Regions from separate parts of the Homo sapiens genome. Here region 2 is linked to region 1. Evidence: chromatin loops called from intact Hi-C (ENCODE). Cell type or tissue: mammary epithelial cell. All regions are shown on one strand. Each heading gives the region's core, and the rest is flanking DNA. Links, peaks and the distances in the headings are about the cores only. Region 1 overlaps IGFBP7-AS1 (IGFBP7 antisense RNA 1). Region 2 has its middle 120 kb from the start of LINC02380.

Region 1 (12,639 bases), core at 3,618-8,617:
CAGTGTGCTATTTAAGCCCTAGGAATACAGCTGCAAGAGTGAATATTCCTTAGAAAGTACCTGTTCTTTACAAGCTTGTTAGTGACTCTTGAAACTCATGTATGTGATGGGATCTCATGACCACTGGCATCCCACCAGGTCACGGGATGTGGAGAGTGGGGTTGAAGAGGGGAGGGGCAGTGAATGTGCATCCCCGGCCACCATCCAAAAACACAACATGGTCTTTTGTTGTGCATTTCTCCTTCCCTGCAATGTTGATCCTCAAGAACCAACTGTCTTATTATTTTCCAACACTATTTATGCCTCAGACCTTCTGATATGTTGCCACAATACACTCATTCATCTGTCTTCCCCATTAACTAACTTTATGGCCCAAGTGACCTACAGCTGTCACACTCCTGCTCCTGGCTGATATTTCATCCAGAATTCCTCCTGGGCTCTGGATGTTACACTTGTTTGGGACTATGGTGATGCAAAACAGACCTGGAACTGGAATCCATGACTCTGGCAAAATGAAAACAAGCCTTTTTCATCTTCTTTTTCATCCCCTTTCCATAAGGTGACATCAAGATTCTTTACACTCCTGAAATATCATTCTTACCTCCTATAGAGAAGACTTTACGTGTGAGTAATAGCATTACAGGGTGCTTTTTTTTTTTTAAACAGAGTCTTGCTCTGTCACTCAGGCTGGAGTGAAATAGCACAATCATGGCTTACTGCAGCCTTGAGCTCTTGGGCTCAAGTGATTCTCCTATTTCATCCTCCTAAGTAGCTGTGACTACAAGCATGCACCACCACACTCAGCTAATTTTTTTTTATTTTTTGCTGGGACTGGGTCTCACTATGTTTCCTAGGCTGGTCTCAAACTCCAGGGCTCAAGCAATCCCCTCGCTTGGGCCTCCCAAAGTGCTGGGATTACAGGCATGAGCCACCATGCCTGGCTGGCCTAGAATGAATAGTAAGCTTAGCATTTACAACACACCCAGAAGATCAATACCTTCTGATAACCCATTTTAAAATGGAGAAGCTACTGGTTGGGGAAGGTAAGTAACTTGCCTTGGGTCACATAGCTAGCAAGTCAGGGACAGAGGGATGTCTACTGCCTCTCTGAATAAATACCAGATTTCCTTCCGTGCCTGAGACTGTATTTACCTGTAGCCTCAGAGTTGCTGTGGAGACTAAATTGGCTAAGCAGTTGAGTACCCACTTGGTACTATTTTCATCGAATGAATTTTTGACAGAATTGATTGGCCTAAATGAATGTTGCATTGTCTGGGAGTCCCCTGCACTTTGACAGGGTTTTTTCTTCTAAGAGGCCTCCACCTGGGTGCTGATCTTGCTAAAGCCTCCTAGAGGCCTACACACTGCTGTAGGAAGATGGCAGATGGCAGAGGTACTGACCACAATTATAGAAATAAGCAAAGCAACTTGTGCAGTGGTCTCTAACCCATGATGCGGTCTCATTGCTTTGCTCTGAGCAGAAGGTTCGTTACATTCCTTCTCCCTTCAAACATTTTCAGAAGTTCAAGCATCCCCAACAATTCTGCCATCCTCCAGAAAAACCCCACAGAGCCCATGTTAATTCCTCAGCTCCAAAGGACAGGGACATCACAGGACTTTTCCTTGAACCAAGCTTTAATGCAGTTGTTTCTTGTGGTGGAAAGAGACAGTGTAGACAAAAGGCTGTCTCTCTGCTCTGTCACTATTTCCCAAGCTGCAGCATGCACACAAACTATCTAGGCAGCTTGTTAAAATGCAAATTCTGTTTCAAAAGGGCTGGGGGCCTGAGATTCTGCATTTCTAATAGGCTCCCAGGGGATACTTGTGCTGCTGGTCCTGACACTGTGAGCAGCCAGGGATTATTTGCATGGGTCTCTTTTCCTTGTGAACCCTTTGATGTTGCATTTTGACAAAGAAGTCATGTAGAGACTAAAGGCTGTGGCCTCACCTGCTGCTATGGATAGAAGTAGGGCTTTCCTGTGACAGGAAGAACTTCCCAAAGTCAATCACCAGGAAAAGAGAACTTGAGACCACCCAGGAAGAAAGTGCTTCACCCTCTGCTGAACCAGCACTTCCACAGATGAGGCTTAAGCGGTCTCTTGGCATCAGGAACCCTCCACCTGGCAACATTCCATGAGTCAGACAGGCAGACATATGAGGCCATAAATTGAAGAAAAGTAAACTTTGCCTTGTAACCCTGCCTGTGTGCAGTTCCTTTTGTGGCCAGCCTGGCTCAGCTGTGAATCCAAGGAATTAAAAGGTTCAAGTGTCCCCCACCTTGTTCGCCTGCTTAGAACTGGAGAATTAATAATGAATCAGCTCCCTCTGAAGCCAGCCTTGTAGGACCTGCAGAAATTAGCTAGAGACCTCCAAGGGGACAATAAATCTTGAGGAATAAGAGTTGGATCTTTAAGGTCCAGCTGCTCTTCTTACGTGGAGACTTCCCTTCCGTTGACACAAATGAAGGATCTAAGTTTGATTACTAAGGAAGAGAGAGGTTTCTTGTTCATGATGAGAGCATGAAGCTTTAAAAAAGAGAGAGATTTAAGTTTCAGAAACTTGGTTCCTCAATGCAGCAGGTGGACCTGAAGTTGTCAATGTCATAGCTAAAGACTGGGAAAACACAACTCAAGAAAGGATGGCTGTGGGCAAAGCCAAGCAGCCTGGTTTAGCACCCCCTAGCGGAAGAAGGGGACAATGTTTATGGTCCCTGCTTCTGGTTAGCTAAGGAACTTAACCGCTGGAATTCCGTGCAAGGTCATTTCTCTAAGCAGGAATCAACTCAAGCTCTGATCCTCCCTAATAGCATAACTATTTGCCACGCATCTAGCCAAGAGTTAGTTAATGCTGCTTCCACAGGGAAAGAGGCCGTGGTCAGACCAGCCTTTAATGAGCATCCCAGGGCCTGGCTAGACTTGGAGGGAGGGAGCATATTGAGATATTAGTCGAAGCTCCAAAACAATAGGTGCCTGCGCCCTCTAAGTAGCTCATGTGTTACAGATCTGACAAGTCTCATTGATTTAAATAGCTGGAGCACTGCTTGGATTTTAATCTCCTTCACCCTTATACCAAGGAGGTCGCTGTTTAAATGCTTTTACTTAATAATGTAAACACCTGTCACACGCCAGGGGCAAAGCTATTAGGGAGAAGGATTATTTAAAGCAACGCTCCTGAATACAACATTGCTATTATTGTCTTATCCTCAATTGCCAGGGTCTGAGCAATTTTTAAGATCAGAGACAGCAGCCAAGTCACCTAGTGCTCTGTCCCCTAACACCCAGACAGAATAGGCATCTGCTCACATGCTGTCATCTGAATGCCATCAAATATCTGATCTTCCAAGAGTGTTGTACTCAGCGCATGTGTTTACCAAAGTCCCTTGTTAAAATGGAAAGCTGTTTCCATAGGGTGCTGTCTATTAGGCCTATTATCCTGGTAGCTACAAGGCACAGGAACTAAACCCTTTACAATTATTATCGCTTTTATATCTACAACAACCCTATGATTTAGTGCTGTTGTTAACCCCGTAATATGAAGAACAGAATGGGTAAGCAACTTTCTCAGGGACACACAGTATTTAGCAGAAAAAAGATTCAAACATAGGATTGGCTTCAGAGTATATGCTTTTAGGCACTATGCCATATTGTGTCTCACTACACACACACACCCCAAGGAGATACATATGGATATATAAATATTTTTTTGAGACAGGGTCTCACTTTGTCACCCAGGCCATGAACATGGCTCACTACAGCCTCGACCTCCTGGACTCAAGCAATCCTCCTGCCTCAGACTCCCAAGTAGCTGGGACTACATGTGAGCGCCGCCATGCCTGGCTAATTTTTGAACTTTTTTGTAGAGACAGGGATTCACTATGTTGCCCAGGCTGGTCTCAAGCTCCTGAGCTCAAGCAATCCACTCGCCTCGGCCTCACAAAGTGCTGGGATTACAGGCGTGAACCACCGCATGTGGCCTTATATATAGGGGTGTGTGTGTGTGTGTGTGTGTGTGTGTGTGTGTGTGTGGCAGTCATTAGGACCCATTAGTTTACCACATAAGCCTGTCACATGGCAAGGTAAAAGCCTAGAGGAATGGCATAGAAGAGAGTAGAAGGGGGGAAACAAACAGAACCTAGAGGGTTAGTGGGTAGGAGAGCCTGAGGCTATGCCCTAAAGCCTGGACTGTGGTCTTTGGAACAGAATATGGGCATCAGGAGGCCTGGAGTTAGGACCTGCCAAGACCAGGGATGTGAGAGCACTGCCTATAACCTAGCTTGGAGGAAGGATTCTCCCTGCTTCCTCTCTCTCCCTTCCTTTACCCAAGCTGCTTCATCCATGAGGCATGCTTAAAGCCAAAGCACAAGCCCTTCCCTCACCCCACTTGCCATATATGTCTTCTGAATGCTCATCATAGCTACCAGTCTTGGCAAAACTCATATCTTCTTGAGACCTGTCAATAGCACCTAAAGCCCTGATGTCATCTAACCAACTGTTGGTTAATGACATTGACCCTAAGCAGGAAGGCGTGCTAATGGAAAGTGTAGGCCGCAGTAGGCACTTGTCTTTATTCAAGTTACTGGTCAAATATTGTTGTGGTTTATTAAATTAAGACAACTACTCTTCCACAAACATATCTTAGTGATGAAAGCCAATCTCTATAACTTGGTTCTGGCACCTCAGTTCAACAGTAATTTGGTAAGCAAACCCTTTGTTACAATACAAAACAAAAAAATAGAAAATGGTTCATTCATTCATTCATCAAATAATCATTAAACTTCTTTTATATAAGGCACTGTTCTTAGTACCGTAGATGAATCAGAAAATAGGAGCATCACTATCTCTGCTCGTGTGGAACTTTCAGCTCTATGGGAGACAGAAAGCAAATCAGCAAAGGGGGAAAATAATGTCAGGTGTTGAAAGAAAACACTCAGAGCAGTGTTTCTCCAAGAGTGATGCCCATCCTGGCAGCATCAGCATCAACTGAGAACTTGGTAAAACACAGAACTTCATGCTGCTTCCAAACCTGCTGAATCAAAAACTCTGGCCATGGGCCCCAGCAACCTTTGTTTTATCAGGCCTGCCAGGTGATTCTAATCTGTGCTAAGGCTGAGGAATCACTAGAATAGAAAGTGAGGGTGGAGAAGGGAGCATCTTTAGATAAGATAATCAGGAGAGGCTTTTCTGACATTCAAACTGAGACCTGACGGATGAAAAGAAACATGCCTTGCAAGAGCCAAGAGAAAAAATATTCCGGGCACAGGGAACAACAGGTGCAAAGTCCTTAAGGCAGGGAAGAACTTGTTATGGTCGAGGAACAGAAGGGAGAGAAGTATGACCAGAGCACAGTTATTGAAAGGGAAGCTGATGGGTGCAGGGGTCAGATCATGCAAGGACTTAGAAACCTCAGTAAGGAGGATGAATTATAAACTCACATAAATGCCCTAATGAAGGAAACATGGTCCTGTGAGAGCTTGTAGCACATGAACCCAACCTAGTTTGTGGGTCAGGAAGAGCTTTCCAGAGGTAATGATGTTTGAAGATAATTTTTTTTCTTAACTCTTATAAGTTCTTAGAACAGTCCCCTGTAACAAACAAAAAAAAAAAGGTTAACGAGAGAAAAACAAACAGATGTTTGTTTGATGTACGTATATTTCATACATACATGGGAGAAACCCAGAGAATAAGAAACTTTCGAAGAGGTGGCTTTGAATACCAATTTATATAGTATCTTCAACAAGGAACAGTACGTTTTTAGATTTGTGACACAAAGGAAAAGAACTTTGAGTCCTTAGGGGCAGCAACTTTTGGAAAGGCAAATAATTGGCAGATAAAGGCTAGTTGGTGAAGCTTGTTAATGTAGGTTCCTCTGGTGCTCTCTCCAGGCATGTAAGGATCCAAAGTTGTCTTAAGTGGTTAATCTCTGTTTGCCTGGGGAGCAAGAGGAGGTGGGATGTCTTTTGTCTTCATAAATGTATGTCCTGATTTGAGGCAAATAGGGAAAGAGCAGGGTGCTTTCCTGCATGTGTTTCTCCTTATTTGCGGTCAGCTCAACAATCCTCATGCCAAAGAGGCATATTTTGGAGTGGCATATCCTGATCTCCCACAGTCAAGGGTAAGTTCAAGACAACTAAAAAAGTGGAGGAACCATCAGGTGCAAAGGCCCGAGATAGGAGAGAGCACAACACTGTCAAATGTTTCCATTGTGAAAGGCTTTGAAATAGGCAAAGATGATTCATGGATGTTCTAACACACCCTTCCTGGTTATTCTGTAGTGTTCATTGTCTTTGGCCTATTTTACAACTACTGCAAGTTGTAGAAAACTGAGAGTAATGCAAATGATTCTTGTCCATAGAAACGCAAATTAATTTTGCCCAGTGGAATGCAGTTGATTATTGTCCTAGGAATTTGGGTAGTTTTGCAACTATTAACAAATTCAGTTCAGCCTTTCCTGATTGTGTGTGTGCGTGCGTGTGTGTGTGTGTGTGTGTGTGTTCTGAATTCTTCTAACCAGTTGTGACATCTTACTGATTCGCTCATTAATCAGTGAACTAAAAAAATCTTTGACACATGTTCATTTTATAATCATACAAGAGTTATAATTTTACCCTTCAGAAAAATTATTCTTTAACAACATATACAAGGAATTACAAAGGGGCAGTATGGTACCAGATTGCCAGACAAAAATATAGGACACTCAGTTTGAATTCAGATAAATAATTTTTTTCTATAAATATGTTCCAAAAATCATACATACTAAAAGAGTCTTCAGTGTTCATCAGAAATTCAAACTTCCCTGGGCACCCTGTATTTCTTCTTGCTAAATCTGACAATGCTGCAGCATGGTCACCGTGGCACTGTGCTCCTTCTGTGGCCCCTATTGGCTTCTGGGTTTGGGAACAGAAAGAACCACCTTTTATTGGTCTTTGACTCCTTCTCAGAGGCAACATCAATGTATCTCCTCCTCAAATTTCAAACCAAATTTCATTTTGTGTTTTAAAAATAAATTAGCTTCAATTGTCTCCTTTATAAAGGGGCAGATGCAGCCAGGCTTTTCACAAGGGTACTCTTTCTACCCTGTGTTACTCCATCACACAGAGCTTGAAAAGTTTCCGCCAATCCCACCGACGTGGAAACTGGTAACTTAGTGCTGTAAATCAGGGGTCCCCAGCCCCTGGTCCACAAACTGGTATGAGTTAGGAACAGGGCCCCACAGCAGGAAGTGAGCAGCATTACCACCTGAGCTCCGCCTCCTGTCGGATCAGCAGCTGCATTAGATTCTCATAGGGGTGCAAGCCCTATTGTGAATTGCTCATGCAAGGGATTTCGGTTGTGTTCTCCTTATGAGAATCTAATATGCTAATAGCTGATGATCTTGTCTGAGGTGGAACAGTTTCATCCCAAAACCATCTCCCGCCCCTTCTGTGGAAAAAAAAACGTCTTCCATGAAACCAGTCCCTGGTGCCAAAAAGTTTAGGGATGGCTGCTGTGAAGCAACAGTTTTACTATACTGTAGTACAGTACTCTATTGCTTCTACCGAACCAATCAGCTGAACTAGATGAACAAGAACAACCAAACTGACCATTTTTTAACTCAACAGACCAGTAGACTTGTTGCATTTCAGTACTCTTGGAAAAACTGCTGTCTTATTTCCTATCTGCCTATGAAAGACTTTCTTTCTGGCCCACAAGAGTGTGTGAGGTGCCATTTACTCTGAGGTCAGGGACAAAGAAAAAAAAGAGAGAAAAGAAAGGCAAGTTCTATGGATGATGCACAGTGAGATGTGAGAATGTCTCTGACCTCACATACATTCCCCCTTCTCATCCCCTCATCCCTCACTCTATCCAAAATTGCCTGTTTTTCCCCTAAAGTTTTGCAACTTTAGGATGAAGCTTTTCTATATTCAAGCCACCTATTAAAATGCAAATATCTTCCCACGAGAATACCCTAACATCAGCTAACATTTTAGTAGGAATTGACTGACAGGACATAATATACAAACCATGCATGTGGGGAGAAACAGAATAGGTGTGTGGTAAGGGATGTTGAGGGCAGGCAGGAAGGAAACCCCCAGAGAGAAGGAGGATATGTAAGAGGCCTGAAGACATGCTTTAGGCCTTACACCAATCTTGTAAAACAAAGTCTATAAAAATCTACGGAAAGATCATTTTAAATTCAGGGCCAAATGCTTTTGATATTTCCTCTGCCTTTCCCTATAATGTGATATAAGATACCCCCAAAAGGAGATTTTCATGGTAACATATTGTTGACTGGGTAGGCTTCCCTGCAGACTGGCAGTAGAGACATACCTGCAAAATGGAGACTCCCCTCCCCAAAGGCAGTCTGATTGCCAGCAGAAGTTTGATCACACCCTCCCCAGCCCAGTTGGCTCTCAGAGGAATTATCATCACTTTCTGAATACACAAGATGATGAATGTGCCCAGCTCTTCCTGGGATGTAGGAGTGGGAGCCTGGCAGACAATTCTCTCCAGATTGAATAAATGCTGGGGGGCCCGGGGGAAGATCATTGTCCCCAGGAAGCATCCATCCCTCTTTAAGCAATGGCTGTGCACACCAACCTTGGATCCCAACTTCTGTAATATTTCTCTGTTATAAATTGGCAGGCACAGCATGTGGTCAAGGAGCCATTACAAGCCCTCTCAAACAATATTTTTTTTCCCAGAGACTTAATTTCTTAAAATGTGAGAGTGATTCTTCTGCGGAAAGTAGAACAGTGTCTTTTTGAGCCTGCCAGACAAAAACAAAACTAAACAAAACAAAAGGCAAAGTCTCTGAGAGGATAACAAGGCGAGCAGGCTTCCTTGTGTGCACCTGGAGGCCCTTCCTTCGGCGCTGTGGCTGCCTTAATGAGAACAGATGGCACCGTCGGGAGACGGGCTCGATATTATACGCCTCCCGTGTCCTCCTTCTGAAACCAGCTTTGAGCAGATCTTTTTTCACTGTGAATTGGCGCCGGTTGTTTAAGCGGTGGCCTAGCCATGTGCCAGAAAGCAGGATGTTCATACAGAAAGCAGGATGCTAATACATTCACAGCTGCCTCTTGCAGAACTCAAAGCCTTTTATAACGGAGCAGGTGAAGTCTTTGGAAGGCCCGCTTCAAGGATGGAGGAAGAGGCTGCCATGAGCAGCCCACAGAGAGTGACTCACCTAACCACTGTCAGAGAAGAAACCCCATCCCCCAGTCCCCACTCTGTGATTCTAGCTGCCTAATGCCGCCTCGTGGCTACAGCCCGAGACCCTCCCCGTGCAGGGTCCAGAAGGTGGGAAGGCAAAGATTCCACCTGGAGCTTAGGAAGGTCTGAAGGGGCTGAACCTGAATGTGGTAGCTCTGGCTGACCAGCCCCCATCCCCCAAGAGGTAGAAGTCACCACCTCTGTGCAGAAGCTGTTTCTCATCGCCTCATGCTTGGCCTCCTGATCTGGGGCAGACTCAGGTAAGCTCCCACAGCGGTATCCACAGAATGAAGGCAGAGAGATCTCAACAGTAGGAAACTCTGGCATTTTAAACTCTGCATTTCAACATAAGTTGTTTTGTTGTCATCATAATTACCAAATTTAAATTACCTCTATTTTCGGGTCTCAGGAAGCCATAAAGAGAGAAAGCAAAGATTTTCACGGTGAGAAACGAGAAATGATGAGGAGAAGAGGCAACCTGTGGAGCCGAGACTTAAAGAGGGAATATGTTTCTGGAGTCAGCTGCAGCCGAGGTGTCTAAAAATGAAAGAAGAAGGGGCACTCGGTGAGTGGACAACACAAATGGAAAAGGAGTGGAGTTTGGAAAACAATCTTCCAGTTCCACCGGAGGGAAGGCCCAGATGAAGTTATCCAGAGGAATTTTTGCGTGGTGGTCAGGTGCAGGATTCTAAAATGAGCATAGAAACTGGAATCATGTTGTGGGTTTGTGTGTGTGTGTGTGTGTGTGTGTGTGTGTGTTTGTTTGTTTGTTTTTTGAGATGGAGTCTTGCTCTTGTCGCCCAGGCTGGAATGCAGTGGCACGATCTCGGCTCACTGCAACCTCCACTTCCCAGGTTCAAGAGATTCTCTTGCCTCAGCCTCTCGACTGCAGGCGCCCGCCACCATGCCCAGCCCATGTTGTTTTGTGTGCCTGACAGCAGTGTTCACAAAGGATGGGATAACCACTCAGAACTCAAGATTTCTCCTGCATCTTTACAAAATAATAAAAGCCAAAACCAGGAGGCGTAGGAGAAAAGACAACAATAATTAACCAGTGTGCCCTTTCAAATCATTAATTGACTAACTTGACTATAATATATAACAGAACACCATAATCCATTACATATCATGTAGTAAAGGAATATTCAAAGATTTGTGAAATGCTTCTAATGCAGTTTGAGTGACAAAGCAAGTCACAAAGCAGAATATGAAGTATGATTCCTAATTTTGCTTTTAAAATGCACCTACATACAAACATGATAAAGAAATAAATACACGTACATTCCACAATGGTTGCATTGGGATGAGACAGTTATAGGTGATCTTTAACTTTCCTTTACATTTTTCTAAATTATATATCCTGCACCTTTTCTAAGCACAGAAAAAGAAATTAACATGTAATTTTACATTTCTAATATTTGTACAGGAAAGCCTCTCCAGTGAGCATTTCTGTGTGAAGGGACCCCAATAATCCCATGCATACCCATCCCCCAGCCTCATCCAGGGTGGAGCTCAGGCCCCACCTGCAGTATTATATCTTCATTCCCATTGTTCTTGAAAAATTAAGTCTCCTCAAGGGTTCTTAAAGCTTCTGTGGAGTTTTCAAAGGTTGAAATTATGCCTTAGTCCATAGTTCCATACCCCAACATCAATAACCGTGTCTGACACAAAATAACTGTTCAATAAATGTTCAAGGATTGGATAAACAACCAACCCCAAATTCCCCAAGTGAGATTATCACATTTATTGCTTAGCCCCTCCTGTGTTAATAAGATCAAGAGAAATGTCATAGCAGCAATACACAGTGCCGCTTTATTTCACTTCCTGTTTTTTGGGAGGTGCACTCGATCCCTGCATCGTGTGAATCATCACATCCACACCTACCCCATATCACTGAGCAAAGACATGATCGCCAAGTTAAAAAGTGCCATGTCATGGAACCCCTAGTGAACCTGGACTGATTCAAGGGTGAAACCATGTTGATTCTCTTGACCACTTGTACAATCTCATCCTCAGCCTTACGCTGGGCATGTGGGTCTGATCAAGGTTCTTGGCCCTGGGCATGTCTCCCCCGGGCACCATGCTTTACATAAAGTAGCAATTCAGAATCTCCATCAGGATCACCAGGAAGCCAAGCCATCCAGTCTAATGAACGCTGACAAAGGGCCAGGCCCTGGGAAGACAAAGAGGAATGCTTACTGCCACATAGCTCTGCCAACCACTGGACATGTGACGGAAGGACACTGGCAGGATGCCCAACAGCTGCTACTGGGTGAGCTGATATGAGTGAACCAAGAAAAGCATGGTCAAGCAGAGCCCACCAACTGATGTTACCACTGAAAATCCCCACACCCTCAGGCCCACTAATGCTATTCCAAGAAATTTATTCTACAGAAACACTTCCACATGTGCACAAAGGGATATGTAAACGTATACTGATCACAACAGTGTTTGTTTTAGCAAAAAAAAAAAAAAAAAAGAATCACAAACAACTTATATGTCAAGTAATAGACTAAATATATTATGAAATAGTATTCAGGTGTGAAAAGAATAGCTAAACCTCATCTAGCACTCATATAGCATATGTTGCAGGCTCTGTTGTAAATGTGTTACATGCGTTAACTCAGTCCTCCTAGCATCCTATGAGGTAGGTTACCGATATTAACCCCACTTTACAGGCGAAGAAACTGAGGCATGGAGCCATTAAGTCAGTTTCCCAGGATCACGCAGCTAATAAGTGATGGATCCAGGATTCAGGACGGAGGTTGAATGGATCTAAACTCCACACCATTAACCACACATCATAAAATACCAAACGGAGCAGGACCTGAAGTCAGGTGTGTGTCTAGTGCAACACATGTCCACCAGCAATAATGAGATCAGTTTTAATATACTGGTATAGAAAGATAAACCCAAGGTATTGTGAAGTGGAAAAAGTGAACTGCAAAACAGCACACACATTCCCATTTTTACTTTTTAAAAATCTTGACAAAAATAAATGCTTAGACAAGAAACATCCAAAGGTGCTCCCCAGACTGCTGAAAGTGGTCTCCTCTGGAAAGGGACTGGAAAAGGAGTTAGAGAGGTTAGGGAAGCATCCTAATTGATCTCTGACTTTTCTACATTATTTGAATTTTATGAACATACATTCCTTCAGCAATTTTGAAAAGAGAAGAAAATTAACAAAGAAAAAAGCATAGCCCAGAGAAGGTAGATCAAGCAGAATGTGTGGGTAAGGCCAATTTAGGGGATCCAACCTCTGATATACGGGTTTCCTTCACACACAAAAAGCAGACTCACAAAGTACACAACCTAAGTACCTGGGCCCCAGGTAGACGTGTTACGGGTCATCCGTGTGACTGGTGACATATCCCATTTCAGTTCCAGCTTGCCCAGCAGTTACTTGGCGTAAAGAACAGTATGATTTTGTAGAAGGGCTTGGGGTTAG
Region 2 (12,639 bases), core at 4,096-9,095, 120 kb before region 1:
AGAGCCCTGTTTGAGTTCCTCAAGGCTCAGTGTTCCCGGAGTTTGCAGTGACTCAGAAGATTTGGAAATGCTTGCTCAACCTTAATGTCCAAACACTTCAAAATCTTTTGAATTCTACCTTTATTTTGACTTTGAAAGAGCTTGCATTTGACAGATGTGCTATAAATCTTCCCAGTTTGTCATCTGTGGGTGAGATAAATTGAAGTCAAATAGGAACAATAGCCATTAACACATTGGGGTCTGATGAACAATGCTTAGATTGGAGGAAGTTATATATATACATATATATACACACACACACACACACATATACATACAGTATGTATATACATAACATACATAGCATCATTCTTAAGACCAGTTGGAAAATGTCTGGTGACATTAATGGGACGGCATATATGGGCATAAGTGGCTCAGGGCCTATAGATGAAACTTTTCCTCCCTGAAACTTCGGGACAGATTATACATTATCTACTTGAGTTACCAAAGATACAGAGCCCAACTCTGTATTTTAGGAAATTAAACTATGAAATAAGATTCTTAAAAATTAAAAAAGACATGAATACTGCTTAGTCATTTTGTTAGGTGTTTGAGGTAACTTGTAGTCTGAAGACATTACGACTTCAGTCTTACACAGAGCAAAATTCGTGGAATGACTCGGTTGATCTCAGCATGTAGGAGAACAGACACATTTTTCAAAAGCAGCAATTGACTTGTTAAAGGTTTGACATATCACAAACATTTTGATTTTGTGATCAGACTGGATAGTGATTTACTTATCCACTGACTTCACTGTCAGGTAATTTATAAGTTTACTTCTCAGCTGAGAAGTGTGGAAAATCTTAGGAGGAATTCAGAGGGCAAAGAGGAGGAAACACAAAGATGTAATAAAGGCTATAGTGGTTGCTAAAACGACAAGAAAAACAAATGGAAATCATTTGATTTGCACTGCACCTGTGAGAGAAGAAATTATGGTCCCTTTTTACATCTGAATCTCACAGGTCTATTTTGAGAGTTGAGAGATCTGTGTGAGGTACCTAATTCACTCTTCTCAAACAGCCTTCACTTTAAGAGAACTCAACTGTGAAATTTATAGAAATTATTTCTGAAGCTAAGAAGAAAGTTCAAATACCTTTTGCTTTTCACTATTTCATCAAAACTCTTCTAAAATCCCGAGACACAATGTAGTGTGGTGTGATTAAGATAGGCCAAGTCATAGGTTGCTATAATTATTAAAAACCTTGGTTTATCCTTGTGTACAAGGAATAGAATCTCTCAACCTATCTCATGTCATTAACCTTCCCAAGGAGCAGGGTAATGTGGTTACTGCTTTTGGTACCTGAAAGATTCCAAGACTTGAGGCACTGAGAAACAAAGTGTTTGGCTGAGAGATCAGATAAGAGAATAGCAGACGAACCAGTATGGATGGCTCCTGGCCATGCGTGTCACTGTCTCACCAGAAGCCATCTACTTCTTTTAAGATGTGACATTATTAGTTTACACTGTAGCATCAAACAAGTTACTCAAATGTTAGCTCACACAACACTGATCATCAATCTGATATTTAATGTTATGTTATTCAATAATAGTAATACAGTACATTTATTTATTTAACAAGTATTTCTTAAATACTAACTGTGCATCAGTCACCGTATTAGGTACTGGGAACCCAGAAATAAATGAGAAGTGGTACCTGACTGAGGAGCCGAGTCTCATGAAGGAGACAGACACAGAAATTAATAAACACAATTCTTGAAAGGGCAGAGAGAAGCACAGTAGTGTAGGAGCCCAAACATATAGTTAATGTCAATTAACCAATAATTCATTCTTAGACCTTTCTATACCTCATTCCCTAGCATGATGCTGGGCACATGCAGGCAATTGATAAATGTGTATTTGGATGGATGGATGGATGGATGGATGGATGGTTGGATGGATAAATGGTTGATGGGTAGATGGGTGGAAAAGTGGATGAGTGGATGAGTGGATGAGTTAATGAGAAGAGTGAGTGAGTAAACAAAAATAAATTGACAACTCAGGAAATAATATTCTGTCAGGTCATGTGTTCTCATTTTAGGTTTGGGAAATCTGGCCAAGGTAATTGGAAAGTACGGTAGAATTCATTGACATATCTGGATATTATTCAGAAAGGCTTAAGATAATACTGCAGATGGTAAAATAAAAAGTTAGAGAGCCAGTTAATTGTTTCTCCATAGATACACATACAGTTAACTTCAACTCACTTGTTTATTTATTTGTGATTATCCTCAGCTCAAGCATCATTTTTTCAGAGATAACTTTCCAGGCTCCCAATCCCACACATGGTCTAGGTCAGGGCATTTATTAAACAATCTCAAAGAATCATGTACTGTTGCTTCATCACACTGGTCTCTGCATATTCTTATGCATACAATAGTTTGTGTTATTTATTTTTAGATTCATGCCTGTCTCCCCTAGAAGAATATAAGATCAAAAAGAAGAGTCGGAGCCTCATCTGTTTTTGCTTCCCAGAGATAGCATCAACATCTAAGACAGTATTTGGCATGTAAAAGGTGCTAAATAAATATTTGTTGAATAGGTAAAGAGAAGCACTCCTGTCTCACTGACTGAAATACTGTGAATATGCAAGAAGCAATGCTTTTTCAGAACTCTGTAAATGTTTGCTATTCAAAAAAAAAAAAAGGTTTTTACCGCTCATATATAGACACTAAAGAAATATTCATTTCTTTTAAGAAAAATGTATATGGCTTCACTTGAATCACATTGGTCTCAATCATTCAGATAACTCCAGCAAGTGGAGGCTGGAAAATGTCATTGCTGGAATTGTAGAGAGTTAATACATAATATACATAATACCCTTTTCTTCTTTCTCCTGATTTAGGACCAATGGATAAATAAAGGTGATGCATTGACAATTATGGTATCAGCACCGGCAGGCCCATTGAAAGATTGGCCTTTGTATTAACCCATTTTCACACTGCTACCAAGAGCTACCGGAGACTGGGTAATTTATAAAGAAAAGAAGTTTTACTGACTCAAAGTTCCACAAACTTAACAGAAAGTGTAACTGGGAGGCCTCAGGAAACTTACGATCATGGCGGAAGGTGAAGGGGAAGCATGCACATCTTCACAATGGCAGAGCAGGAGACAGACAGAAAGTGAAGAAAGAAGTGTCACATGCTTTCAAACAACCAGATATCGGAAGAACGAACTCACTATCACGAGGACTGCAAGAGGGAAGTCCACTCCATGATTCAATCACCTCCCACCAGGCCCCTCCCCTGACACATGAGGATTACAATTTGAGATGAGATTTAGGTGGGGACACGGAGCCAAACCATATCAGTCTTTCAATCTGTAACTCAAATAATTTATGACCCTTTCCTGCCCCTCACCCCCACACTAGACCTTGGGAAAGCCATGTGCAGGAAGATATGCCACTTGCAGCAAGGGTTTTCTCATTTTATGTAGAGTAGTACAAAAGATAAATAAGACAACATATTCCGGGATTTGGGGTCTTTTTCTTCACTTAAGAATCAGAGACCAGTGCATGCTACTGATGTAACTCATAAAAAATAATGGGTGAGACAAGAGGCCAGAGGTCCCTGCACATGCAATCAATAAGGCCAGAAGAAAGGAGAAATCCCCATGACAGGCAAATCCTTGATGAGCTTCTCTGTTCCAACCACTGGGACACAGTACAGTAAATGGCAAATGAATAGGGGAAATAGGAAAAAAAAAAAATGAAATATGCAAGTTTTGCTTTTCCAGATGGCACAATTCATGGAAATTATCACCTTCATTTCTGATAAGCATCTGGTAGTTAATACCCAATCTTTTCTTTGCAGGAGCCATGACATCGTTTAAAAGAATTCAGGCCGGGCATGGTGGCTCACGCCTGAAGCCGAGGCAGGCGGATCACCTGAGGTCAGGCATTCAAGACCAGCCTGGCCAACATGGTGAAACCCCATCTCTACTAAAAAAAAAAAAAATACAAACAATTAGCCAGGCATGATGGTGGGTGCCTTTAATCTCTGCTCAGGAGGCTGTGGTGGGAGAATTGCTTGAACCTGGGAGGCAGAGGTTGCAGGGAGCCGAGATCGCACCACTGTACTCTAGCCTGGGTGAGAGAGCAAGACTTCATCTCAAAAAAAAAAAAAAAGAAAGAAAAAGAAAGAAAGCAAAGAATAGGAGATCTATTTGGTACAGCAATATTTGCTCTTACTTCAAAGATGTTTGGCTTAGGGGATCTCCTCCTATCTGGTTGTGACCTCTCCCCATAATATGCCTTTATGCTCAACTCCTTGGTATTAGGTTCTCCCATGCACTCATTATTTATTGCATAAAAGTAGCTACAATTCCCGGAACCTTACTGCATGTCAGGCACTATGATAAGCACTTTATATGCATTATCTCAATTCTCACAGTCTATACAGTAGAATGAATATCCCCATTATAAAGATGAGGAAACTGGGGCTTGTGACTACCAATTTCTTGCCAAGATTCACATAACTTGTTATTGAAGGAGCTGAAATTCAAAGCCAAGAAACTTGATTTCAGAGCCTGCATTCAACCACTATAGCAGCAAGGAGAAATGAGAAATACCTGGAAAAACTTTCCTAGACAAAAAGAGTGCAGATTGTCACCTGTCAGCTCTACTTAATACATAAGAAAATTCAAAAGAGAGGTAACATTGCTTTATCTTGTAACAACTTTTACCTCAAATCTATTCCTGTTTAATAGCCCTGAGAATGCTTATGTCAGTGGGAATGTAAATTAATTCAGTCACTGTGGAAAGCAGTTTAGAGATTTCTCTAAGAACTTAGAACTACCATTCAACCGAGCAATCTCATTACTAGGTACACATCCAAAAGAAAGTAAGCCGGTCTATCAAAAAGACACATGCACTCATAGGTTCATGGAAGCACTATTCATAATCATAGAAAAGACACAGCAAAGACATGGAATTAACCTAGATGACCATCAGTGTGGATTGGATTTTTTTTAATGCAGTACATATATACCATGAAATACTACATAACCATAAAAATTTTTTTTTTAAAAATCATGTCCTTTATGGCAACATGGATGCAGCTGGAGGACATTATTCTAAGCGAATTAACTCAGGAACAGAAAACCAAATACCACATGTTCTCGATTATAAGTGGGAGCTAAACTTTGGGTACACACGGACATAAAGATGGCAACAATAGGCACTGGGGACTACTAGAGAGGGAAGGGAGAGAGGGGAGCAAAAGTTGAGAAACCTCTCTATTGGGTATCATGCTTACTACCTGGGTGACAGAATAAACCATACTCCAAACCTCAGCATCACACAGTGTACCTAAGTAACAAAGTTGTATATGTACTCCTTAAATCTAAAATAAAAGTCAATTTAAAATAAGAGAGAGAGCTGGGCATGGTGGCAGGTGCCTGTAATCCCAGCACTTTGGGAGGCCAAAGCAGGCAGATCACCTGAGGTCAGGAGTTCAAGGCCAACATGGTGAAACCCCGTCTCTACTAAAAACAATACAAAAATTAGCCGGGCATGGTGGCAGGTGCCTGTGATCCCAGCTACTTGGGAGGCCGAGGCAGGAGAATTGCTTGAACCCAGGAAGCAGAGGTTGCAGTGAGCCAAGATTGCACCATTGCACTCCAGCCTGGGTGACAAGAGTGAAACTCTGTCTCAAGAAAAAAGAAGAGAGAGAGAGAGATAGCCCTGAATATATATCCTTGATTCCAGTTGAAGTCACCATAACAACCAAAGAAGATAGTCACAGAGAAAGAATAAGACCGAGCTTTCTCTAGAACACTTTGATGAAATTCCTTTTTTGCTTTCAAGTTTTTTTTCTCTTTAATCAATACATATTAATTGTATGTATTTATGGGTATAGTGTGATGTTTTGATACATATATACATACCTCAAATGTTTATCATTTCTTTGTGATGAGAATATTCAAAATGCTACCTTCTAGTTCTTTTGACATATACTATATTTTATTGTTGACTATAGACACTCTACTGTGCAATAGAATGCCAGAACTCAATTCTCCTAAGTGGAACTTTGTATGTGATGACCAGCCTCTCTCCACCCCTTTCTCATTTCTGATTAGATGCTGTGGTAGCTAATCTCCAGAGACAGTCCCAGTGACCAAACCTCCTTGTACATCTTGGTACAACCACACTGGATCTGGACTGGCCCTGTGCATCACTCTAATTGCTACAATGTGGCAGAAGGGAGCTACGTATCTTTCAAGACTGAGAGATCTGCACCTCTCCTTGGCACCTCTGCTCATCTCCTGTCTCCTCTTGGAACATTTCCTCTTGTAGCCCAGTCACTGTGTTTGTGCTTTAAGAAACCCACATGGGGGCAGCAGTTCCAAGATGGCTGAATAGGAACAGCTCCAATCTACAGCTCCCAGCATGAGCAACGCAGAAGATGGGTGATTTCTGCATTTCCAACTGAGATACCGGGTTCATCTCACTGGGGCTTGTTGGACAGTGGGTACAGGACAGTGGGTGAAGCACACCGAGCATGAGCAGAAGCAGGGTGAGGCATTGCCTCACCCCAGAAGCACAGGGGGTCAGGGAATTCCCTTTCCTAGCCAAGCAAAGCTGCAACAGACGGCACCTGGAAAATTGGGTCACTCCCACCCTAATACTGCACATTCCAGTGGTCTTAGCAAACGACACACCAGGAGATTATATCTCACGTCTGGCTTGGAGGTTCCCACGCCCACAGAGCCTCGCTCATTGCTAGTACAGCAGTCTGAGATCGAAATGCAAGGTGGCAGCGAGGCTGGCAGAGGGGCACCCGCCATTGCTGAGGCATGAGTAGGTAAACAAAGCAGCTGGGAAGCTCCAAATTGACGGAGCCCACCGCAGCTCAAGGAGGCCTGCCTGCCTCTGTATGTAGACTCCACCTCTGGAGGCAGGGCATAGCCAAACACAAGGCAGCAGAAACCTCTGCAGACTTAAATGTCCCTGTCTGACAGCTTTGAAGAGAGTGTGGTTCTCCCAGCACAGAGTTTGAGATCTGAGAATGGACAGACTGCCTCCTCAAGTGGATTCCTGAACCCCAAGTAGCCTAACTGGGAGGCACCCCCAAGTAGGGGCAGACTGACACCTCACACGGCCAGGTACCCCTCTGAGATGAAACTTCCAGAGGAACGATCAAGCAGCAACATTTTCTGTTCAGCAATATTCGCTGTTCTGCAGCCTCCATTGCTGATACCCAGGCAAACAGGGCCTGGAGTGGACCTCCAGCAAATTCCTACAGACCTGCAGCTGAGGTTCCTGACTGTTAGAAGGAAAACTAACAAACAAAAAGGACATCCACACCAAAACCCCATCTGTACGTGACCATCATCAAAAACTAAAGGTAGATAAAACCACAAATATGGGGAAAAAACAGAGCAGAAAAGCTAAAAATTCTAAAAATCAGAGTGCCTTTCCCCCTCCAAAGGAACACAGCTCCTCACCAGCAATGCAACAAAGCTGGATGGAGAATGACTTTGACGAGTTGAGAGAAGAATGCCTCAGACAATCAAACTCCTCCAAGTCAAAGGAGGAAGTATGAACCCATCACAAAGTAGCTAAAAACCTTGAAAAAAGATTAGATGAATGGCTAACTAGAATAACCAGTGTAGAGAAGTCTTTAAATGACCTGATGGAGCTGAAAACCATGGCATGAGAACTACGTGATGAATGCACAAGCTTCAGTAGCCAATTCAATCAACTGGAAGAAAGGGTATCAGTGGTTGAAGAGCAAATGAATGAAATGAAGCGAGAAGAGAAGTTTAGAGAAAAAACAGTAAAAAAGAAATGAACAAAGCCTCCAAGAAATATGGGAAATATGGGACTATGTGAAAAGATCAAATCTACGTCTGATTGGTGTGCCTGAAAGTGACAGGGAGAATGGAACCAAGTTGGAAAACACTCTGCAGGATATTATCCAGGAGAACTTCCCCAATCTAGCAAGGCAGGCCAACATTCAAATTCAGGAAATACAGAGAATGCCACAAAGATACTCCTCGAGAAGAGCAACTCCAAGACACATAATTGTCAGATTCACCAAAGTTGAAATGAAGGAAAAAATGTTAAGGGCAGCCAGAGAGGAAGGTCGGGTTGCCAACAAAGGGAAGCCCATCAGACTACCAGCTGATTTGGCAGAAACTCTACAAGCCAGAAGAGAGTGGGGGCCAATATTCAACATTTTTAAAGAAATGAATTTTCAACCCAGAATTTCATATCCAGCCAAACTAAGCTTCATAAGTGAAGGAGAAATAAAATACTTTACAGACAAGCAAATGCTGAGAGATTTTGTCACCACCAGGCCTGCCCTAAAAGAGCTCCTGAAGGAAGCACTAAACATGGAAAGGAACAACCAGTACCAGCCACTGCAAAAACATGCCAAATTGTAAAGACCATCAAAGCTAGGAAGAAACTGCATCAACTAACGAGCAAAATAACCAGCTAACATCATAATGACAGGATCAAATTCACACATAACAATATTAACGTTAAATGTAAATGGGCTAAATGCTCCAATTAAAAGACACTGACTGGGTCAGGCGCAGTGGCTCACGCCTGTAATCCCAGCACTTTGGGAGGCTGAGATGGGCGGATCATGAGGTCAGGAGATCAAGACCATCCTGGCTAACACAGTGAAACCCCGTCTCTACTAAAAATACAAAAAATTAGCCGGGCGTGGTGGCAGGCGCCTGTAGTCCCAGCTGCTTGGGAGGCTGAGGCAGGAGAATGGCATGAACCTGGGACGTGGAGCTTGCAGTGAGCTGAGATTGGGCCACTGCACTCCAGCCTGGGTGACAGAGTGAGACTCCATCTCAAAAAAAAAAAAAAAAAGACACTGACTGGCAAATTGGATAGTGAGTCAAGAACCATCAGTGTGTTGTATTCAGGATACCCATCTCACATGCAGAGACACACATAGGCTCAAAACAAAGGGATGGAGGAAGATCTACCAAGCAAATGGAAAACAAAAAAAGGCAGGGGTTGCAATCCTAGTCTCTGATAGAACAGACTTTAAACCAACAAAGATCAAAAGAGACAAAGAAGGCCATTACATAATGGTAAAGGGATCAATTCAACAAGAAGAGCTAACTATTCTAAATATATATGCACCCAATACAGGAGCACCCAGATTCATAAAGCAAGTCCTTATGAGACATGACAGCATGCTGGCAGCCCTCGCTCACTCTTGGTGCCTCCTTGGCCTCGGCGCCCACTCTGGCCATGCTTGAGGAGCCCTTCAGCCTGCCGCTGCACTGTGGGAGCCCCTCTCTGGGCTGGCCGAGGCTGGAGCCAGCTCCCTCTGCTTGCGTGGAGGTGTGGAGGGAGAGGCGTGGGCGGGAACTGGGGCTGCACGCGGCACTTGCGGGCCAGCATGAGTTCCGGGTGGGCATGGGCTCAGCAGGTCCCGCAGTCAGAGTGGCCGGCCCGTGCCACTGGCCCCGAGCAGAGAGGAGCTTCGCACCCAGGCCAGCAGCTGCGGAGGGTGCGCCGGGTCCCCCAGCAGTGCTGGCCCACCTGCGCTGTGCTCAAATTCTCACCGGGCCTCAGCTGCCTGCCCGTGGGGCAGGGCTTGGGACCTGCAGCCTGCCATGCCTGAGCCTCCTTCCCACCATGGGCTCCTGCACAGCCCAAGGCTCCCCAATGAGCACTGCCCCCTGCTCCACAGCTCCCATTCCCATTGACTGCCCAAGGGCTGAGGAGTACAGGCACATGGTGCGGGACTGGCAGGCAGCTCCACCAGCAGCCCTGGTGCAGGATCCACTAGGTGAAGCCAGCTGGGCTCCTGAGTCAGGTGGGGACTTGGAGAACCTTTATGTCTAGCTAAAGGACTGTAAACACACCAATCAGCACTCTGTGTCTACCTCAAGATTTGTAAACACACCAATCAGCACTCTGTGTCTACCTCAAGGTTTGTAAACACACCAATCAGCACTCTGTGTCTAGCTCAAGGTTTCTAAATGCACCAATCAGCACTCTGTGTCTACCTAAAGGTTTCTAAATGCACTATCAGTGCTCTGTGTCTAGCTAATATAGTGGGGACTTGGAGAACTTTCATGTCTAGCTAGAGGATTGTAAATGCACCAATCAGCACTCTGTGTCTAGCTCAGGGATTGTAAATGCACCAATCAGTGCTCTGTGTCTAGTTAATCTAGTGGGAACTTGGAGAACTTTTGTGTCTACCTAAAGGATTGTAAATGCACCAATCAGCACTCTGTGTCTAGCTCAAGGTTTGTAAACGCACCAATCAGCACCCTGTCAAAAAGGACCAATCAGCTCTCTGTAAAACAGACCAATCAGCTCTCTGTAAAGTGGGCCAATCAGCAGGATGTGGGTGTGGTCAGATAAGGGAATAAAAGCAGACTGCCCGAGCCACCAGCGGCAACCCGCTTGGGTCCCCTTCCACACTGTGGAAGCTTTGTTCATTTGCTCTTTGCAATAAATCTTGCTGCTGCTGACTCTTTGGGTCCACACTGCCTTTATGAGCTGTAACACTCACTGCAAAGGTCTGCAACTTCACTCCTGAGGCTAGCAAGACCACGAACCCACCAGGAGGAATGAAGAACTCTGGACGGGAGGAGCAAACATCTCCAGACGCGCCACCTTAAGAGCTGTAACACTCACCGTGAAGGTCTGCAGCTTCACTCCTGAAGCCAGCGAGACCACAAACTCAGCAGAAGGAAGAAACTCCGAACACGTCCAAACATCAGAAGGAACAAACTCCGGACACACTACCTTTAAGAACTGTAACACTCACTGCCAGGGTCCGCGGCTTCATTCTTGAAGTCAGTGAGACCAAGAACCCACCAATTCTGGAAACAATTAGAGACCTACAAAGAGACTTAGACTCCCACACAATAATAATGGGAGACTTCAACACCCCGTTGTCAACATTAGACAGATCCATGAGACAGAAAGTTAGCAAGGATATCCAGGAATTAAACTCAGCTCTGCACCAAGCAGACCTAATAGACATCTACAGAGCTCTCCACCCCAAATCAACAGAATATACATTCTTTTCAGCACCACAACACACCTATTCCAAAATTGACCACATAGTTCAAAGTAAAGCACTCCTCAGCAAATGTAAAAGAACAGAAATTATAACAAACTGTCTCTCAGACCACAGTGCAATCAAACTAGAACTCAGGATTAAGAAACTCACTCAAAACCGCTCAACTACATGGAAACTGAACAACCTGCTCCTGAATGACTACTGGGTACATAATGAAATGAAGGCAGAAATAAAGATGTTCTTTGAAACCAACGAGAACAAAGACACAACATAGCAGAATCTCTGGGACACATTTAAAGCAGCGTGTAGAGGGAAATTTATAGAACTAAATGCCCACAAGAGAAAGAAGGAAAGATCAAAAATTGACACCTTAATATCACAATTAAAAGAACCAGAGAAGCAAGAGCAAACACATTCAAAAGCTAGCAGAAGGCAAGAAATAACTAAGATCAGAGCACAACTAAAGGAGATAGAGACACAAAAAACCCTTCAAAAAATCAATGAATCCAGGAGCTGGTTTTTTGAAAAGATCAACAAAATTGATAGACCACTAGCAAGACTACTAAAGAAGAAAAGTGAGAAGAATCATTAAGACACAATAAAAAATGATAAAGGGGATATCACCACTGATCCCACAGAAATACAAACTACCATCAGAGAATACTATAAACACCTCTATGCAAATAAACTAGAAAATCTGGAAGAAATGGAAAAATTCCTGGACACATACACCCTCCCATGACTAAACCAGGAAGAAGTTGAATCTCTGAATAGACCAATAACAGGCTCTGAAATTGAGGAAATAATTAATAGCCTACCAACCAAAAAAAGTCCAGGGCCAGATGGATTCACAGCCGAATTCTACCAGAGGTACAAGGAAGAGCTGGTTTCCTTCTGAAACTCTTCCAATCAATAGAAAAAGAGGGAATCCTCCCTAACTCATTTTATGAGGCCTGCATCATCCTAATACCAAAACCTGGCAGAGACACAACAAAAAAAGAGAATTTTAGACCAATATCCCTGATGAACATCGATGCAAAAATCCTCAATAAAATACTGGCAAACCGAATCCAGCAGCACATCAAAAAGCTTATCCACCATGATCAAGTGGGCTCCATCCCTGGGATGCAAGGCTGGTTCAACATACACAAATCAATAAACGTAATCCATCACATGAACAGAACCAAAGACAAAAATAACATGATTATCTCAATAGATGCAGAAAAGGCCTTTGACAAAATTCAACAGCCTTCATGCTAAAAACTCTCAATAAATTAGGTATTGATGGGACATATCTCAAGATGATAAGGGCTATTTTTGACAAACCCACAGCCAATAGCATACTGAATGGGCAAAAACTGCAAGCATTCCCTTTGAAAACTGGCACAAGACAGGGATGCCCTCTCTCACCACTCCTATTCAACATAGTGTTGGAAGTTCTGGCCAGCGCAATCAGGCAGGAGAAGGAAATAAAGGGTATTCAATTAGGAAAAGAGGAAGTCAAATTGTCCCTGTTTGCAGATGACATGATTGTATATCTAGAAAACCCCATCATCTCCGCCCAAAATCTCCTTAAGCTGATAGGCAACTT

Evidence for each region. Hi-C counts contacts between places; a loop is a spot of excess contacts. Peaks named below come from ENCODE experiments on the same cell type or tissue, not always from the same donor. Only the 100,000 strongest peaks of a DNase experiment are listed, where the experiment ranks them.
Region 2: it touches region 1 in a loop (4-fold over the local background); 2 of 110 quality-filtered maps call a loop at or near these places.

Annotation. Positions count from the first base shown.
Region 1 is chr4:57,181,112-57,193,750 of GRCh38, reverse strand. It overlaps IGFBP7-AS1 (IGFBP7 antisense RNA 1), which reads right to left. Exons shown (of 5, transcript NR_034081.1): 2 at 5,432-5,581. Among named protein-coding and RNA genes, the nearest start is that of IGFBP7, 77 kb to the right of the region's middle. In mammary epithelial cell, for the core only: no CTCF peak of the experiment used is centred there; a DNase peak (open chromatin) is centred at 6,340; H3K27ac peaks cover 1,364 bases.
Region 2 is chr4:57,297,270-57,309,908 of GRCh38, reverse strand. No RefSeq gene overlaps it. Among named protein-coding and RNA genes, the nearest start is that of LINC02380, 120 kb to the left of the region's middle. In mammary epithelial cell, for the core only: a CTCF peak has its summit at 6,354 (motif pointing right); a DNase peak (open chromatin) is centred at 6,648; H3K27me3 peaks cover 176 bases.